3 separate regions of the Homo sapiens genome follow, and all the other regions are linked to region 1. The links are chromatin contacts, found by Hi-C or POLR2A ChIA-PET in ENCODE. All regions are on one chromosome and are shown on one strand. The core of a region is the stretch at or near the end of the contact, and the rest is flanking DNA. Distances in the headings are between cores, read along the strand shown.

Evidence for each region. A loop is a pair of places that touch in the nucleus more often than their neighbours do. ChIA-PET counts read pairs that join two places held with the same protein, here RNA polymerase II (POLR2A). Pooled maps may share reads with other maps.
Region 2: a loop to region 1 is called in a pooled map, with 15 times the contacts of the local background. The contact joins the promoter of BAIAP2 here to the promoter of SLC38A10 in region 1. A Hi-C loop is called at or near these places in 9 of 50 pooled maps. POLR2A ChIA-PET finds 5 or more read pairs at or near these places in 2 of 52 experiments (GM12878 and H1).
Region 3: a loop to region 1 is called in a map of CD8-positive, alpha-beta T cell, with 4 times the contacts of the local background. The contact joins the promoter of OXLD1 here to the promoter of SLC38A10 in region 1. A Hi-C loop is called at or near these places in 1 of 168 maps with a recorded cell type or tissue (CD8-positive, alpha-beta T cell), 2 of 37 single-sample maps with no recorded cell type and 6 of 50 pooled maps. POLR2A ChIA-PET finds 5 or more read pairs at or near these places in 1 of 52 experiments (Caco-2).

What each region holds. Positions count from the first base shown.
Region 1 is chr17:81,292,970-81,297,472 of GRCh38, forward strand. It overlaps SLC38A10 (solute carrier family 38 member 10), which reads right to left and starts at 2,338. Exons shown (of 16, transcript NM_001037984.3): 1 at 1,854-2,338. The coding sequence starts at 1,952. RefSeq lists silencers at 1,814-1,883, 1,984-2,253 and an enhancer at 2,914-3,003.
Region 2 is chr17:81,033,712-81,038,293 of GRCh38, forward strand. It overlaps BAIAP2 (BAR/IMD domain containing adaptor protein 2), which reads left to right and starts at 1,440. Exons shown (of 14, transcript NM_001144888.2): 1 at 1,440-1,597. The coding sequence starts at 1,544. It overlaps BAIAP2-DT (BAIAP2 divergent transcript), which reads right to left and starts at 1,008. Exons shown (of 2, transcript NR_026857.1): 1 at 854-1,008. RefSeq lists a silencer at 1,076-1,385 and enhancers at 1,257-2,252, 3,303-3,855.
Region 3 is chr17:81,665,334-81,669,693 of GRCh38, forward strand. OXLD1 (oxidoreductase like domain containing 1) reads right to left here and starts at 1,272. Exons shown (of 2, transcript NM_001039842.3): 1 at 1,185-1,272; 2 at 1-251. The coding sequence starts at 1,244. It overlaps CCDC137 (coiled-coil domain containing 137), which reads left to right and starts at 1,404. Exons shown (of 6, transcript NM_199287.3): 1 at 1,404-1,567; 2 at 2,396-2,529. The coding sequence starts at 1,434. RefSeq lists enhancers at 198-307, 468-1,389, 1,390-2,311 and silencers at 968-1,287, 1,488-1,637.

The sequences.
Region 1 (4,503 bases), core at 1,088-3,587:
CCTGTCTCTACTAAATACAAATAAATAAATAAATAAATAAATAAATTAGCCGGCGTGGTGGCACATGCCTGTAATCCCAGCTACTTGGGAGGCTGAGGCAGGAGAATCACTCGAACCCTGGAGGCAGAGGTTGCAGTGAGCCGAGACTGCACCACTGCACTCCAGCCTGGGTGACAGAGCGAGACTCCGTCTTGAAAAAACAAAGATAACAGTCTTTGACTTGCAGGAGAAGGACCAGCTACTGCTCCACATGCCAGAATGCAGTTCTGCTGCCAGGCAAGTCACAGTGGACACTGGGACATGGAGTCAGTCCAGAAACACCCAGAGGTGGCTGGCAGAAAGCTGGGATTCTCCACGCCCAGACCAGATGCTGCCCGGGGGGCTCTGGAGGCATGTAGCCCTGTCTTCCCCTGACAGGCTCACCAACCATATCAGGCAAACAACTCAGACACAACAGCCTGGAGGGCTGCACGGGAGGGTTTGAAAATTCCTTGATCAAAAAAAAGTTGTTTTTTTTTTAGAGATGGGGTACTGTTGTGTTGCCCAGGCTGGAGTGCAGTGGTGCAATCATAGCTCACTGTAATCTCAAACTCCTGGGCTCAAGTGATCCTTCTGCCTCAGCCTCCCGAGCAGCTGAGACTACAGGTATGCACCACCATGCCCAGCTAACTTTTAATTTTTTTTGTAGAGACGGGGTCTTACTATGTTGCCCAGGCTGAAAAAATTTTTTGGATATTTTTATTCCAAAGATAATGAATATGAAAAACACAGTGTTTGCTAAGCTAATCTAAAATTAAACTACTGGTGCCACTTTGTTTCAAAATATACATGTTGTTTTCATTTTTCTACCTACTTGGTAACGTTTCAGTCAGCCTTTCTTTTCCAAAGCACTAAATGCTTGTTTATTGTAGATTAAACAGATGACACTTAGAAATGGCCATTTTCTTTCATGTGTTATTCAATGCTGGAATGACGCTAAACTTTTTGTATTTGAGATTTTTTCCAACTGTGGTAACGTCTGCACACATTAGATCAAATGTGCAGTTTTTTGTTTTTGTTTTTGAGACGGAGTCTCCCTCTGTCGCCCAGGCTGGAGTGCAATGGCGTGATCTCGGCTCACTGCAACCTTCGGCTCATTGAAACCTTCGCCTCCCAGGTTCAAGCTATTCTCCTGTCTCAGCCTCCCAAGTATCTGGGATTACAGGCATGTGCCACCACCCCCGGCTAATTTTTGTATTTTCAGTAGAGATGGGGTTTCAGCATGTTGGTCAGGCAGTTCTCGAACTCCTGACCTCAGGTGATCCACTCGCCTCGGCCTCCCAAAGTGCTGGGATTACAGGTGTGAGCCACCACCCCCTGCCAAATGTGCGGTTTTTGTGAAACGCAGATCTTAGGTGTATAACCTGGTGGATGTTTTTAATCACCTTGCAACCAAGGTCCCTATCTAGTGTCGAAGCCTGGGAGTGGTGAGTTGTGTGCTTCTGAAGACAGGTGCAGTTGGGTCAGAGTTTTTAAAAACACGATAAAATGTAAAAATACGGAGTCCCACCGTTCCCTTCCGATTCTGGAGGATCATTTTGCTTTGTTACACTTTGCTTCGGTATCGAGTTTTTGAGTGTGGGGAACTTTCCGGCCCGGGCTGACAAGGGCTGCCAGGGCCAACGCCGTGCGCTTCTCATCCACGGATTCTCTACGGGAACTGCGCCGGGACCCAGAGGGTCGCCCCGCCCGCGGCCGCCTGCACCCGCCCAGCGAAGCCCTGCCCCGGCGGGAACTTTAACCAGGACGACCCAGCCAGACGCCCCCTCTGCGGGGGAGGCGAGGGCGGTGATCTCCGGGCCCACCGGACTCACCTGTTTGAAGCAGAAGGGCATGGTGAGGACACTGACCCCTACGATGCTGTTCACGATGTTCGTGATCAGCCCCCAGTTGGAGGCGGCGGCCGCGGTCATAGTGAGAGGTCTAGGGGCCCGGGGCGAGAGGCCTCGGGGGTCGCCGGGCTGCGGCCGGCTTTGGAAGCCCAGCCCGAGGCCACGGTCACAGGTCCCAACGTCCGGGACGCCGGTGGGGAGGGGATGGGCAGCCTGAACACGGGAGCCTGAGCAGGCGCGGGCGCGGGCCCCAGAGGCTGCCTGGAGGAGGCAGCCTCGAAGGCCGGCTGCGGGGGCGAGGTCAACCTCCGGACCCCGCCAAGCCCTGCGGCCGCCTCAGGGCCATGCGTCCCTCGCTCGGCCTCGCGGGCCGCCTGTGAATCTCCGAGCCCAGACCCGGAAGAGCCGCAGAGCCAGCTAGGGACACCTCAGCCCAACTCAGCTGCCGCCGCGGCGCTCACACTTCCGCCTTCCACGGGCTCCGTTGCCCGGAAGTGACGGCCAGGGGGTAGGGTTTGGTGGGACGCGAGCCAATGAGAGGCGGGCCCGGAGGGGCGGGCGGAAACTGGGCCGGTGGGCACCTGAGGGTCTCGCAGCTGTCCGGTTCGCCAAGCTGGTCCAGCCGACCTGTGCCCGGGGCCCCAGTTCAACGAGCTGGAGGACAAGGGACTCGCCCCGCGAGGCCTCGGTTTGGATGGGCAGTCGCGGGCTGGAGAGAAGGGGAGGCGCTGTGCCTTCCGGGGAGGAGCGGGTTTAAGGGTTCCTTTTTGACCTTTATTCCCAGGACCGATTCTGGGGCGAGTGCTTGGCGCCAGGGCACGGGGGCGGGGGCCCTGACTGCCTCAGCCGAAAAATAGTCTGTTGTGAGGAATTAGCACCTAGGAGGTAGGAATGAAACGCTGGGCACAGAGAGGCTCGGCCACTCCGCTAAGGCCACACAGCTCCAAGGGGAGGCGGTGCCCTGCCGAACTGCGCCCAGATCAGTGGCAATGTTGAACTTCACCTTTTCACACGAAAAGAGCAAGGGACATTCCTGGAGGGGACAGGAGAGGTGGAGGCTTACATGAACAGGGAAACCCGGGAGGGCTTCCAGAAGGAGGTGGCTTCTAGGCTGGAGCTTGAAGGACAAATGAGAATTCCTCGGGTAGAAATGGAGACCGGGGAGAGGAGAGAACAGAGAAGGGTCCCGATAGATCTGTGGATTCCTGGCACCTAGCTGCTCACTCTGAGTCTAATGAATGAGCGCGTAGACCGAATGGCTGGGAAGCAGCAAGTGATTCCAGGCTGCTGGGGGAGGACGGCGGAGGAAAGGAGGCCGTGTCTGCAGCACCTGCAGGACCAGGTGTCTTAGAACAGAGGCCCGTTCCTCAGGCACTGGCAGTGCAGCCACCAAGTAAGGCTGTGCCCCACCTTCAGGAGAACAGGAGGAAATGCCTGGGTAAAGACTAATTAAATACGCAGGCAAAATAACAAATGCCTGCGTTCTTTTTTTTTTTTTTCTTCAGTCAGAGTCTTGCTCTGTCGCCCAGGCTGTATATGCAGTGGTGTGATCTTGGCTCACTGCAACCTCCACCTCCCAGGTTCAAGCTATTCTCATGCCTCAGCCTCCCAAGTAGCTGGAATTACAGGCTCCCGCCACCACACCCGGCTAATTTTTGTATTTTTAGTAGAGACCAGGTTTCACCATGGTGGCCAGGCTTGCCTCAAACTCCCGACCTCAGGTGATCCGCCCACCTCGGCCTCCCAAAGTGCTGGTATTACAGGCATGAGCCACCGCACCCAGCCCATTTACTTTTATATAAATGAAATGGCATACACATTCCATAACCTCCTTTTTATTATGTAATTTTCATCAAATGTTATGCATGCGAGGTAGGCTGGGCAATTTACATGTATGTTTTCACAAATAGCAAATACCATGGACCCGCTATTGAGCTTTAAGAACAAAATATTACCGAAGACTTAGATCCTCCCTTTCAGTTCCTCCCCAGTTCCAGCACCTTCTTCCCCTCTTCCCTGCTATCCTGAGACATCACAATCCAGATTCCATCAATTCATTACTTTTCTTTAAAGGTTTACCATATATGGATATATCCCTAAACAATTATGGGGAAGACTATTTGTCTCTTTTTTTTTTTTTTTTGAGACAGAGTCTCACTCTGTCACCCAGTCTGGAGTGCAGTGGCACAATCTCAGCTTGCTTCAGCCTTTCCCTCCTGGGCTAAAGTGATCCTCCCACTTCAGGCCCTCAGTAGCTGAAACTACAGGTGTGTGCCACCATGCCCAGCTAATTTTCACTTTTTTTGTAGAGATGGGATTTTGTCATGTTGTCCAGGCTGGTCTCAAACTCCTGGGTTCAATCGATCTGCTCACCTCGGCCTCCCAAAGTGCTGGGATTACAGGCGTGAGCCACTGCGCCCAGCTGACTCTCTGTCTCTTAATATTCGTTTATTCCATTTTCCAAATTAATAGGAATTGGCCTGCACGTATGACTGCCTAGGATAAAAAATACACTTCCAGCCGAGCATGGCGGCTCACACCTGTAATCCCAGCACTTTGAGAGGCCGAGGCAGGCAGATCACGAGGTCAGGAATTTGAGGCCAGCCTGGCAAACATGGTGAAACCCCATCTC
Region 2 (4,582 bases), core at 190-2,689, 260 kb before region 1:
GCCAGCCAGCACAACTGCGTCTCCCCCAGGGGCCTGACTCGTTGAAGGAATGAATGAATGAATGATTTTGCAGGGATGGGAGGCTGGGAGACTGAGAGGTTTCATTAAACGGAAACGCTCAGATCTGGTGTTTCACAACGTAAAACAAATAATTCCTCTATGTTAGCCTAATTTATGTAAATATTTCTCCACGGGAATTGTACCGGGAGACCTGTGTGCCAACTCGGCCAGCTTCCCCGGCAGAATCTCCCCTTGGGAGGACCCTTAAGCAGGACCCTTCCTAAAAATTGGAGGCAGCTCTGACTCCTCCATTCCTCCTACAAGGTTCCCCCACCCCCTAGGGCTTTCCACCGCATGAGAGTCCTCCGGGCCCCTCGTTTCCTACTGCCCTCGACCCTTCCTTCCCGAGACCTCTCTCTCTCAGTAAACTGCCTCCAACGAGAATCTTCTGACGGCAGGAGGGTCCTCCCCGTCCCTAAGGGTCGCCCTGTCCCCAGGCCTTCCAGCAGGACACTCCCCTGTCCCCTCTCCAGATCCTCCTTCCCAGGGCCCTCCTCCAAGATCCTCTTCCCCAACCCTCCTCTCCCAGGGTCCTCCCCTCTCCAGAATCCCGGCCCCAAGCCCCCAAGCGCTGTCTGCCTGTCTGGGGTCCTCCCCAGAGTTCACCTTCTGCAGGATCCTCCCTCCAAGTCCTCTCCTCACGATGCTCCCCCGAAATCCTCCTTCTCCAAGTCGTCCCCCACTCCAGGGCCGAGCTCTCTCCAGGGTCCTCCTGCAGCACCCCCTCCCCCAGGGTTCTCCTCTCTGCCCCGAGGGGCCGGCCGGGGGGTCGCCGCCCGCCCGGCGGGCTTACCTGCGAAGCGGCGGGGTCGGGGCCTCTCCCACCTGTAAGCCCGGCCCGCGGCGTCCTGCGTCCGAGCCGCTCCCCGCCCCGCAGCGCCAGGCCGCGACCCGGCGGGCCGCCCGCCCCGAAGTGCCACTTCGCGAAGTGCCGCCTCCACGCGCGCTGCCGCCGGCGCCCCCCGCTCTCCTCCCCGCACCTTCTGCTCCTTCTTCCTGCGCCACCCCGCCCCCGCCTCCCCGCCCCCAGCCCGGCTGTTGCCCGGGCCCCCTCAGGCTGCTCCCAGGGCCCCAGCCCGCGCCGCGCCTCCCCTCTCCTCCCCCAGGATCGACGCCGCCGCAGACCAATCGCTGCCTGGAGTCGGCCACTAGGCCCCACCTCCGATCCCGCCCCCCTCCCCCTTCTCCGGAACCCACCAATGGAAAGGGCGGTGCGGGGGCGGGGCCTGGCGGTTGCCTAGCAGCGGCAGCGCCGGGCGGGGGCGGGTGGTCGGGGGCGGTGATGCGGGCGCAACGGGGGCGGGACGCAGGGGCGGGGACTGCCGCGGGGCGGGGCCTGAGGCGGCTATAAAGGTGGCCGCCGCCGGACGCCGGGCTCTGTGGTTCGGGTCCGCTTTCGTCTCCGTCCTGCTGCCGTTACCGCCGCTGCTGCCGCCGCTTGCGTCCCCCGCTCCGGTCTGTGGTGCAGCCGGGACCCAGGACCATGTCTCTGTCTCGCTCAGAGGAGATGCACCGGCTCACGGAAAATGTCTATAAGGTGAGCGCCCCCCGGCGCCGAGCTGAGCCCGCTCCGTGTGCGCCTGGGTCGCGCGCCGCCCGCGCGCCCGAGCCCGACCAGGGCGGCCCCGGGGCCGCGCGCCGGGCCAGGAGGCTGGGACTTTGGGGGTCTTCCCGGCGCGGCCACCCGGGACCCGGGCTGCTGGGGTGGTGAGCCCGGCGCCGGCCGCTCACAGGTGGCCACCCCCGCCCGGGCCCCCCCATCCCATGCGCGCCGCGGCCCGGTCAGTCCCCAGCCCCAGGCCCGGGGAGCACTCCCCGCTCCGACGGCCCTGCTCGGCCCCCGCGCGCTCGCCTTGGCGTCGGCGGGAACGGAGCCGCGCGCCGGGCCCCGGAAGCCCTCGGACCGGTCGGGGTCGTAGCACACCCGGGCAGGGCCGGGGCGGCGGGGGCGGCGGGCCCAGGGGTTGCGGCGGCCAGGACGGCATGGGGGCTGTCTGAAGGCCGCGGTCGGCGCGGTGGCACCGTGGGGCTCCTCCAGGCGCGGTTGCGCGAGCCTCGGGCACTTCATTCTCAACAGGCTTTCCCTTCCCACAACTCCTGCCCGGCGCCCATGCTGGGGCCTAAGGTGGGAGGTCGGAGCGCGGGCAGGCTGGATGGGTGGACGGATAATCTATCATCTTATGTAACCGCGGAGAGAGAAGACTAATTGTGTAGGAGGCTGACGTGCCTGCCTTTGCTTCAGATGTGTTAAGAGTGGCATCCACGTTCTCGTCTGCGAAATGACAGGTTCACATCCAAGGGCCGCAGAGCACCGCTGGAAGCCTCCCCTGCCGCCCCCTCCCCAGTCGTTTTTGTGGCTGGGATACCGACAAACAGGCCCTTGGTTTTCTCTTTCTTCAGCATCCGTTCTCGGTCCAGACCCCCACGCCTGAGCCCGGCAGCTGCCGGGGAGCATTTTCTCAGAGGAGAAACCCCTGCTCTGGGTGTCCCTGGGTCCTGGGCGATCTCTTACAGATGTGCTTTGTTTCAAAACTGTCTGCAGGTTCAGTGACAGGCTGGGCGATGAGTGGAGTGGGTATTTACCCGGCAGTCGCTGGTTCATGTTTCCTAACCGGCTTGCACCCTGCCCGGCAGAGTAACTGTTTCTGATTGTGGTAGGCGGCCAAGGCGTGCCTGGCCAGGGGCCTGGGAAGCCCTCTTAGCTCTCAGGCTTGGGAGAGCCAGATGGAGGCTTCAGGGGTGGCCCCTCTGGTTCCAGCTGGAGTGCAGGGGGCCGATTGCACTTGAATACAGCTTTCAATAAAGCTTGTGAAGTTGGGGCCGCGTCAGTCTGGAAGGTTTCTGAAGGCGGGTGTGCGGTCGACTAGATGAGTCCTAAAGCCACGTCGGAGCCACTGGGAAACAGGATTCAGGGTGACCTGAGGAGTCGGCTTGGGAAAGGCACAGGCCCTGGGGTTGTTAGGTTTGGTTTCACAGAGTCTGTGGCATACGGTTCTGGCCTTGTTGCTCTGTGGAAGCACATGTTGTCAAGGGAGGGAGGTTTATTAAATTATTAGTCATTAGCTCCATTACGACTTGTTTGTGATTGCAGAGGGTGGAAGAGAAGTACCAGCGGAACCTTTTTCCTATTTTTTCTCCTTCTGCGCTGAAACCAGAAAGCAGGAACTTTCGTGGTGAGAGTTGGCAGGGGGTGAGTACATGGAGTGGTTTTGCTCTGGGGGACCGACCCCGTGATCGTCCTTAATAAAACTCTCCTAACCGGGCAGTAGGCCTTCACCTAGGTGAAGCTGTAATTTATCTGCAGGTCTAAGTGAAATCTGCTGGCAGGAAAACTCTTAGGACTGAGTGTTTGGGGACTTTGAGCCCCTGTGGACGCAGACCAGCTGGTCTGGAGCACGTGAAACACACAGGTTCTGCGTTTTGTCTTCCACGGGTGGGTTAATTGGTGATTTTCCCAAGTGAAGATGTGGCGGTTGATGATTTGATTTAGCACGGCAGGACGCGGTGGGCCGCAGGTGTCTGAAGGGTCGATCCACTCTGGAAAGGCTTTGCCCTGGTGACAGGCTTGCGCTGCTGCTGCTGCACACAGGCGGGGTTGGTTTTGTAGGTAGGTGGCTCCTGCTGCCACTCCGGGAGCCTGACTGCTGAGTCTTTGAGACCTTTTTGTGCTTTGTCACTGGGGAGCTCAAGGTGCCTTGGTAGTGCCGGTACTGGTTGGGCAGCTTTTGGCAATGTCAGCCAGGCAGAAACTCAGCCCACATGGAGACATAGTCAGGAGACCGCTGAGGCCACCGGTGTGCACTCCTGGGCCGGTCCAGCCGGTCCAGGCAGTGCTGAGCTCTGTCCTCTCCTGGGACGGTGCTGCCTCTGGCATCCCTTCCCGGGGCCGCTCCTGTGCCTGGGTTGGCGGCTTGCAGAGCCCTGGCAGTGCCTCTTGGAACGGCTGTGCTGTGGCCTGCTTAGTGTCACCCGCGATGCGGCTCAGCTGTTTGGTTTGGTTTGGACATTGCATCGCCTTAACTGCAGTTCTGAGTGGTGTTTGCCTTGGCAAAGGAGGACGCTTGTCCTTGGCCTTGGTGATTAAAAATGCGAGAATAAAAAGTGCAGTTTTGATTTTCTTCCCCGTAAGAATCCGTAACGCAGACTTTGACCTCTTTTCTGGTGGCTCCATTCCCTTGGGAGCTGTGTCCTCGGGGAATTTCATGGAAGATGAAGGGGAGGGGAGTGGAACGGCTTCCCGGTGTTTGCCGAGAACATAATCTCAGACCTTCTGGGGGCACTGCGTGGGCTGGGCCCTGCAGGTGTTGGGAGGGCAAGGCGCGGAAGACCCCTTCCTCCACAGGAGCCCGGGCCCAGCGCTTGCTCAGGTTGCCCTGGGTAGTGGCCCAGATGGAGGGATGGAGTGCTGGAATCTGCCTCCCCCGGTGGCCTTTGGAATTAAGGCTACTGAAGCTGCAGCCCTCTTGGGGAAGCCCCGTGCATCCCTGTGTGCTGAGGGGCTGGCTCCCTGGCTGGCTGTGTC
Region 3 (4,360 bases), core at 22-2,521, 370 kb after region 1:
GCGTACTCCACCCACACGCAGTTGGGGCAGCCACTCATGCAGCAGTTTGTGGGCGGCTGGAGCTCAGGTGGCAGCGATGCCTTGGGCGGCCTGGTGCCGTCCGCACCTGCTTGGGAGCCCACCTCTACGTGGTCTGTCCCGAATTTTCTGCGCCCATCAGGGGCTTGCGCTCCGGGATGGTGCCTTTGAAGAAAGCTGCCACCTCCAGGAAGCCTCTGGCAGCAGTCCGGGCTGGAGAACCGGCGAGCCCCCTGAGGATGCAGACAAACATGTGACTCTCCAGGAAGCTGGTGAGGCCCGGTCTACCCCCAGCAGTGAGGACATTTCAGCTCTCCTGTCATTGGGCAACTGGCTCCATGTCCTCAGCTTTTTCACTTCCTGTGACTTTAGACATGTTATTTCACCTCTCTAGACTCAGTTTCCCCACTGTGCAATGGAAGTCATGGGTATGACACGGTGTGATTCACAAGAAGTGCCAGGATCAGGGCCTGGCGCCGGGTGTGCACTCAAGCACATGGTGGGGGGTGGGGGAGGCACTCGACACCTCCAGCTAAGATGGCTGCTCTGTGGACACCAGTATGCGAGAGGTGTAACCCTGTAAGCTCCTGGCCAGCCCAGCACCTCTACCAGTATAACCAAGCCCCACCACCTCTGAGGGACCAACCGGAAGAATCGCACCACCCTTTATCCAAGTTTCCCTGTCACAAAGCCCAGGCCTCTCAGGCCCCTCTCATCCCAGCGTGAATGTCCTATAGGCAGTCTTCCGTCGCTGCCCTGCTCTATCTACCCAGGATCACGGACTGACACGCTACCAACTTCACTTATTTAACTAGTCCTGCGAGGGGCATCATCCGCTCCATGTCCACGGCCAGTCCCCAGAGCCCAGGAGGGCTCGCACACAGGCGCTCGGCAGATACTGAGAAACAGGAAAGTGGCCGTTCACCGGGCTGCTTCCTCTCCCAAGGCTAAGCGGCCCCTCCACAGATTCCGGGGCGGGGACTCGGTAAGAGCCGATGGAGGAGAGGAGCGAGGGGTCCTTCGGCGGCGGCCAGCGCGCGATCCTCCCGGCTCCGTCCCCACATGCGGGTGGAGGGGCCGGGGCTCCTCCCGGTACGTGCGGGCCCCCGGACAGCGGCCTCTCGGACGTGCCCTTCGGCGCTGCCAAGACCCGTCCTGGTACTTGCCGAGCCACGGACCGCGGCGGCTACCGCCCGGCCTCCCTCGACCACCCTCCGCAGCAGCATCGCCCGCGGACGGGATCCGGCAACCCCTGACCGTGAGCGGCGGGCGCTCCGGCCAATCCCGGACCTTCAGGAAGTCGCGCCGCTCCAGCCAGCGTGAGGCTGAGCGCAGGAAGCGGAAGTGCCGATCGGTGGGGCGGAACCATGCAGGAAGGCGGAAGTGGCTTCGCTAGGGAGCCTCCCGGCGTGGAGATGGCGGGAGCTGGTCGCGGAGCAGCGGTGTCCAGGGTGCAGGCGGGTCCTGGGAGTCCCCGGCGAGCGCGGGGGCGGCAGCAAGTGCAGCCGCTGGGGAAGCAGCGCCCAGCCCCGTGGCCCGGGCTTCGCAGGTGACTGCGCTGCCCCGCGAGGCCGCCACACTTCCCCAGAGAAGGGGACGCCTTGAAGGCTCCGCCCGGGACCCCCTAGGGAGCGTTCGCTCGGACCCCTTCCCCAGGTCGGGCTCAGTGCCCTCCTCTGTCTGTGCCCGCGGCCCACGCTCCGCCAGGATCGGTTGAATGAATGGAGGCGCGAGCGAGTCCTTGGTTTTGCCTTTCCCGCGTCCCAGTGTCCCGTCTTTGTGGTTCTGGACGAGGTCAGGGCGGAAAGGCCTCCTGGGCTTTCGGAGTGCCTTTCGGCCTCGCGTCCCGTGAGGAAGGGGTTCAGGGACAGCCACTGAGTGAGACCGAGAGGAAAGATCCCTGCTCCCTGGACTGCTGGACCGGCTCGCACCACAGAAGCCAGATGTGGCCCCTGTATAGATAGATTCTTTTTTTTTTTTTTTTTTTGAGACGGAGTCTCACTCTGTCGCCCAGGCTGGAGTGTGGAGTGCAGTGGCGCGATCTCGGCTCACTGCAAGCTCCGCCTCCCGGGTTCACGCCATTCTCCTGCCTCAGCCTCCCGAGTAGCTGGGACTACAGGCGCCCGCCACCACGCCCGGCAAATTTTTTGTATTTTTAGTAGAGACGGGGTTTCACTGTGTTAGTCAGGATGGTCTCGATCTCCTGACCTCGTGATCCGCCCATCTCGGCCTCCCAAAGTGCAGGGATTACAGGCGTGAGCCACCAAGCCCGGCCAGCCCGTGTAGATTCTATTGCCAGACCCAACTATTGTTTCTCTTACTGATTCTGCTTGTGCTTTACTTGGGACGGGTCTCACCCCCGTGTTCTTTCTCCCAGCAAAGAGAAGAAGAAAGTGAACTGCAAGCCCAAGAACCAGGACGAACAGGAGATTCCTTTCCGGCTCCGGGAGATTATGAGGAGCCGCCAAGAGATGAAAAACCCGATCAGTAACAAGAAGAGGAAGAAAGCAGGTGTGTGCAGGCCCATACTGGGCGGCAGTGAAGCTTTGTGTGTCTCAACCCGCCCAATCGCCCAAATACTTCAGAACGTTTCAGGCAGAGGAAATATGCCAAGACCCGGTGCTCAGAAGGTGGGGGAGCGTGGCCAAAGCTAAAGCAGTGGCTGGCAGCTGGTGGCGCTGTGGTTCCAGACGAGGCTTGGAAGGAGGCTGTGGGGTGGGCGGGGAGGACCCGTTATGGGGCCTCAGGATCCATGCTAAGGAGCGGCGTTTTTTTCTCCCCAAAAGTAGCGAAGATTCATCAGAGTTTTTAGCAGGGCACGGCCAATTCATGTTTACTCTAAGCAAAAAAAGGGTCACCGAGCGATGATGGAGTGAGGGAGAGTGGACCTGGCAACTGGCGGGGCTACTGCCAGGGAGAAGCCATGATTCTTGGGACAAGAGTGCTGAAGCAATGGTAGAGAGAAGTGGGTGGAGTCAGGAGCTGAAGGAGGAAATTCCATCAGGCCCCTCTGAGAAGTCTTGCCTTCCTCCCCCAAGTCTGGGTAGGGTGTCCACATGTCCACCGCTGCAACCCAGAGGTAACACTCTGGGCATGTTGGGAAACGGAGTCCACTGTGTGTATATTTTGCTTATAGACACATTTCTCTTCCCAAACGTGGCACTGGTTTTACAGCAAAGCTGTTTTATAATTTGTGTATAAACTGTAGGCTTCTTGTTGGGGGTTATATGGCTGCCAAAGGGATAGTGAGATAGAGGTGAGGAAGGTGCAGGGAGGAGGCGCACTGGCCTGGGTAGCACATGGCACGTTCTGAACCGTGCTGCATTGAATTGGCACCTTTGTTTGTTTGTTTATTTATTTATTTATTGAGATGGAGTCTTGCTTCCTCGCCCAGGCTGGAGTGCAGTGGCGTGATCTGGGCTCACTGCAACCTCCACCTCCTGGGTTTAAGCAGTTCTCCTGCCTCAGCCGCCTGAGTAGCTGGGATTACAGGTAACGCACCACCATACCCAGCTAATTTTTTGTGTGTGGTTTTTTTTTTTTTTTTTGAGACAGTCTCCCTCTAGCCCAGGCTAGAGTGCAGTGGCACAATCTCAGCTCACTGCTACCTCTGCCTCCCCTGTCCCAGTTCCAGTGCAAGCAATTCTCCTGCCTCAGCCTCCCGAGTAGCTGAGATTACAGGCACACGCCACCAAGCCCAGCTAATTTTTGTATTGTTAGTAGAGACGAGGTTTCACCATGTTGGCCAGGCTGGTTTTGAACTCCTGACCTCAAGTGATTTCCCCACCTCAGCCTCCCAAAGTGCTGGGATTACAGGTGTGAGCCACTGTGCCTGGCCTTTTTTTTTTTGGAGACAGAATATCGGCTCACTGCAACCTCCACCTTCCAGGTTCAAGCAAGTCTTGTGCCTCAGCCCCCCCAGTAGCTGGGATTACAGGCCTGTGCCACCATGCCCGGCTCGTTTTTGTATTTTTAGTAAAGGCTGGGTTTTGCCATGTTGGCCAGTCTGGTTTCGAACTCTGGCCTCAGGTGATCCGCCCACCTCAGCCTCCCAAAGTGCTGGGATTACAGGTGTGAACCACCATGCCTGGCAATATGCATGTCTTCACATATTTATGAACACAACCACCTGCCTGGCACTGTCCGCCTCCTGTGTTCTACACTCGCCCGGGGTCCTGCGCTTGCGTTCTCAGTGGATGTCATAGGTCTGCCCACGTTTCTTTTTTGAGATGGAGTCTCGCTCAGTCGCCCAGGCTGGAGTGCAGTGGCGCAATCTCGGCTCACTGCAAGCTCCGCCTCCCGGGTTCACGCCATTCTCCTGCCTCAGCCTCCCGAGTAGTTG